Regions from separate parts of the Homo sapiens genome. Here region 2 is linked to region 1. The links are chromatin loops, found by intact Hi-C in ENCODE. Cell type or tissue: dorsolateral prefrontal cortex. All regions are shown on one strand.

Region 1 (2,500 bases):
CCAAAATGCCTTGAGTCACCCAAGCAAATACCAAATCAAAAAATACAAAGCTGCCTCTGGTCCTTGCCAGATTTGGGCTGGTTGAGGGGAGGGGGAAGAGGAAAGGCCAGGCTACTGGAACTAGTGCTTCTCAGCCAAATCCTACTCATCATCAGTCTACAACTTCCCCACTCCCACCCTTGTCCCAACGTGAGCAGAAACTCACATGTTCAGATTATAGAAAGAGCAAAGCAGGTTCAGTTCACGATGATTTTCAAATTCAAATTTTTTGTGATTTGGGGTTATATAAAGTCATGGTGAATCTTGATAAATTTTAAAATAATTTATTGTGCATCTTTTTTTTAACTTTAAAATTATCTTCTGATCATTCTGTTCAGTTCTCTATTTTTTGGCACAGATTCCTTTAGAAAATAACCTATTTCTTTAAGATTTACAAATCTCATGGCTTTTGGATCTTTGTTTGTTTTTTAGGTCAAGTATATCTCAAAATGGAAATGTAAAGAAATGGAAGCAGGCAGAAAAATGTTAAACTTTGAAAACATTTTAAGCCCCTATCTATAAGCATAAAAGAGATTAGATTTCTATCATGTAGAAAATTTTCAGAGAGAGAACATTTAAGTAAAATAGTCCTCAGAATGTATCTGTAACATGAAACGCCTTAGGACCTTTCATAATTCCTTGGATGCTCTGATAGCCATTGTATAAAGAAATGTGCTCCTTTTCCTAGCTTCATTTAGCCTGGAAGAGCCTCTTTTGTCTACGGAAGATATGACTTAACCTACAGACCATCAGTGATATTATAACAAAGAATGTTACTGTGGGAGCCTATTTCACCATTATGCCAAAGATGTTATAAAATTAAAACCTGTTTTCAAATTCCTACTTTTAATTTGAAACCTTATCTGCTCAGCCTGAGTGAACCAACAGAGGGCAGCAGAAACTCACATGTTCAGATTGTAGAATGTGCAAAGTGGTTCCATTTACAAGGATTTTCTTTCTTGTTTTTGTTGTTATTGGTTTTGTTTGTTTTTTGTGTTTTGTGTTTTTTGTTTGTTTGTTTGTTTGTTTTTGAGACAAGGTCTGGCTCTGTCGCCCAGGCTGGAGTGCAGCAGCGCGATCTCAGCTCACTGCAACCTCTGCCTCCTAGGCTCAAGCCGTTCTCCCACCTCAGCCTCCCAGGTAGCTGGGACTATAGGCGCTTGCTACCACCCCTGGCTAATTTTTGTATTTTTTGTAGAGACGGGGTTTCACCATGTTGCCCGGGCTGGTCTCAACTTCTGAGCTCAAGCCATCCACCTGTCTCAGCGTCCCAAAGTTTTGGGATTACAGGCATGAGCCACCATGCGCAGCTTTACAAGGATTTTCAATTTCAAAAGTGTATTTCTGCTTTCCTGTAGGCCATGCGTTTAAAGCCATCCCTAATCTCGACAAGTTTTAAATCAAAGTTTTGTATATTTACTTGTTTTTTTGGACATTTTTAACATTGCTAGAGTGACACATGCTCACTATTGTAAAAATCAGAAAATATAGATAAGCATAAAAAAGTGTTAACCATAATCCCCCAACACCCACATATGGATAAACCACTATTACAAGTTTTTTATATCAGTCCTTCCAGTCCTTTTTCGTACATAGCAAGACCCTGCCTCTAAAATAATTAGAGCACTTCATTTTTTATACAGTAATGTTATAAAGTGGTAGTATTACATGGATTTTATAATCCTTGATTTACAATGGCTTTTTTATTTGTTGGTTTGGGGTTTTTTTGCTTTTCCAGAAAAAAATATTCTATCTACTTGTATTTTGAAGCAAGGGAAAGTAATTGATTCTTTTTAAGAGTCTGCTATTCTGTGGGCAACTCATTTTTCCATCGAAACTATTAGTATCACTTGTCACTTTTTGCACCTTAAAAAATCTATTCTTAAGCACTTTTGCAGGTAGAAGAGAATTGGAGGTATGATTATAGCTAATAATAGGCTAAACTGACCATTGCCTTTTGACTTGATGATGCAATAAGCAGTGTTTAGCCATGCCAAGGGAACCTAAAAATCTAGTAGCCCATTCCCCACTCCAGGTTATACATTCATGCTTACATAGAACTGTATAAAAGTATTAAAACAACTGAAATTTTAGAACCAGAAGAGATCTTGAGAATCATGTAGTCCAAACCTTTCATTTCATAGATGAGTAAAGTTAGACTCAAAAAACTTTGGAACTTGCCAAGATCAGACAGCTTGGTTAGATAATAATGCCACACAAGAAATCAAATCTGTTATTTACAGCCCAGTGGTTGTTTGCTTCTTCACAGCCCACCCTTCCTCCTTTGAAGTGTACGACACACCTAGATTTCTTCTTGGAGTGATATAGTGGAATTCCTCAAATTCTTCTCATAACTTTAAAAGAATGTGGTATTTGTATTAGTCTGCTCAGGCTGCCATGACAGAATACCATAGACTGGGTAGCTGAAACAACAGAAATGTATTTTCTTACAGTTCTGGAA
Region 2 (2,500 bases), 120 kb after region 1:
CACCACAATTTTAATTCCACAGGTAGATGTACTGGAAACTGATGTAATTTCCTCCTACTTAGTAATATTAAGTTCCCCATCTGAGTATCATATTTGACCCTACAGTTTAGAGGAAAAGAAATCTTAAAAGTTTCAGAAAAAAGTCATGAAGTTGGTTGGACTTGAAATTTCTGAGGACAGGTTAAAAGAGTTGGAATTATTTACACAATGAAATGGAAAAGCTTAATGCTGGGTATAGGTCCCTAGAAGCTATCTGTTTTCATATGGGGTAAATGAGAGTAATATATAAAAATAAATGATGCCAATCCAGATGGAGATTCCTTAGGTAAATTTTTTTTTTTTTTTTTTGAGACGGAGTCTCGCTCTGTCGCCCAGGCTGGAGTGCAGTGGCGCGATCTCGGCTCACTGCAAGCTCCACCTCCCAGGTTCACACCATTCTCCTGCCTCAGCCTCCCGAGTAGCTGAGACTACAGGTGCCCACCACCACCCCTGGCTAATTTTTTTGTATGTTTTTAGTAGAGATGGGGTTTCACCGTGTTAGCCAGGATGGTCTCGATCTCTGATCTCCTGATCCAGCCGCCTCGGTCTCCCAAAGTACTGGGATTACAGGTGTGAGCCACTGCGCCTGACCCCCTTAGGTAATTTTAATGTTTACCCTTATAACCAAAAAATCTTCCACATGGTTACCCAGAGTTCTAGGCATTGGAAAGTAGGATTTTCTGATAAAGTAACTCTTGGTGATTGCTTTCTGTTGCCTGTTTCAGAGTCCATTCTTTTACGTTTTAGACTGACAGGAGAGGGCAAGGAGGGAGGACAGAGTTTACGAGGGTGGATTTGTGGACCCATGTGTATGTTTGTATTCATCTGATTAGTTGTATCCTAAAGCCAAATGTAAGTGAATTTTCTTACTTTAGAATAATATATTCTCTCTTTTAAATAATCAAGAGTTAAATGTTGCGTGAAATATTAGAGAAGATGGGAGCTTAATTTCTACTGAAAAATCAGGTAAGAGGAAATAGCTCCACCTACAGGGCAAATAATTTAAACTAGATATAAAGAAATTCCTTGTAGGAAATTTGTTACAGACTTGAATTTACTACCAAAGCTAGATTTGCTATGCCTGCCTCTACCTTCTCCTGGGCAGAGTGCCTCCATCCCGCCTTAGTACTTACTTTTTTGTCCACTCCCAACCTAGCACATATATCAGTCTTTCTCACTAGCCTTGTGGTTCTTCATTTCTCTCTTTCTCTGTCCATGTGGTTCCTTCTTGTGTCTGTTGTCTGTCTGTATGGGATTGGGGAAGGGAATTTCTTCTCTCTGTCCTCTGTCTTCTCTTTGTTGTCTCTGTGTCTTCATCTTTTATTATGGAAGAGTGTATTTGACAGGACTGATTTAGTTACATCTGAATGGATTTTTTAAATTCCCTGCAGAATTGTATAGAATGTTGAAAAACTTAGGTGGATTTTTGTTTAAGTAACAGATATATCCATCAAAGAATGGAACATTTCTTTGAGTGTGTGGAAAATTAACTGTTCTTAGCCGGGCGTGGTGGCTCATGCCTATAATCCTAGCACTTTGGGAGGCCGAGGTGGGTGGATCGCTTGAGCTCAGGAGTTGCAGATCAGCCTGGGCAACCTGGTGAAACTCCATCTCTACCAAAAAAAATACAAAAATAGCCAGGTGTGGTGGAATGCGACTGTGGTCTTAGCTACTTGGGAGGCTAGGTGGGAGGATCGCTGGAACCTGAGAAGTTGAGGCTGCAGTGAGCTCTGATTACGCCACTGCACTCCAGCGTGGTGACAGAGTGAGACCTGGTCTCAAAAAAAAAAAAAAAAAAAGAAAAAAACTGTTCTTGAATAATACGTATTTGTGAAGTGCTTTTAAAAATGTACCCTTTATGGCTGCGCGTGGTGGCTCACGCCTGTAATCTCAGCACTTTGGGAGGCCAAGGTGGGTGGATCACTTGAGTCCAGGAGTTCAAGACCAGCTTGGGTGACAGTGAAATCTTGTCTCTACAAAAAATACAAAAAAATTAGTTGGGTGTGGTGTTATGCACCTGTAGTCCCAGCTACTGGGGAGGCTGAGGTGGGAAGGATCACTTGAGCCTGGGAGCTCAGGACTGCAGTGAGCCATGTTCACACCACCGAACTCTAGCCAGGGTGACAGAGCGAAACCCTATCTCAAAAACAAAAACAAAAAAAAAGACACTGGAGATTCTGGTTATGATTAAATTAGAACTGTGGCAAAATAGGTCTTTTACATTTCCTTAGTTTTTTTTTTCCATAAATATATTGGATTAAAAGCCATTGTTCTGATATAAGAAAAAAGGATGAAATTATATTAAGTATGTTCTAGTTAAGACTACAGGGATATCAGTTAAATTCTACTTATTAAAAAGCACTCTAGTAGTAAAATGGGCAAAAGATAAAATGGATGAAAGAAGAAATTCAAATGGCTATAACTTGTAAAAATATGTTCTATCATACCAGATCCCAAAAAT

Evidence for each region. A loop is a pair of places that touch in the nucleus more often than their neighbours do. Peaks named below come from ENCODE experiments on the same cell type or tissue, not always from the same donor. Only the 100,000 strongest peaks of a DNase experiment are listed, where the experiment ranks them.
Region 2: a loop joins it to region 1, with 9 times the contacts of the local background. A loop is called at or near these places in 103 of 110 quality-filtered maps.

Annotation. Positions count from the first base shown.
Region 1 is chr14:67,165,618-67,168,117 of GRCh38, forward strand. The region is part of intron 20 of GPHN (gephyrin); the gene reads left to right. All of the region lies in intron 1 of LOC105370538 (a long non-coding RNA gene), which reads right to left. Among named protein-coding and RNA genes, the nearest start is that of GARIN2, 23 kb to the right of the region's middle. RefSeq lists an enhancer at 2,363-2,500. In dorsolateral prefrontal cortex, a CTCF peak has its summit at 943 (motif pointing right); a DNase peak (open chromatin) is centred at 938; H3K27ac peaks cover 794 bases.
Region 2 is chr14:67,285,037-67,287,536 of GRCh38, forward strand. All of the region lies in intron 3 of PALS1 (protein associated with LIN7 1, MAGUK p55 family member), which reads left to right. It also overlaps a transcript of GPHN not described here. Among named protein-coding and RNA genes, the nearest start is that of PALS1, 45 kb to the left of the region's middle. In dorsolateral prefrontal cortex, CTCF peaks have their summits at 1,008 (motif pointing left) and 1,208; no DNase peak of the experiment used is centred here.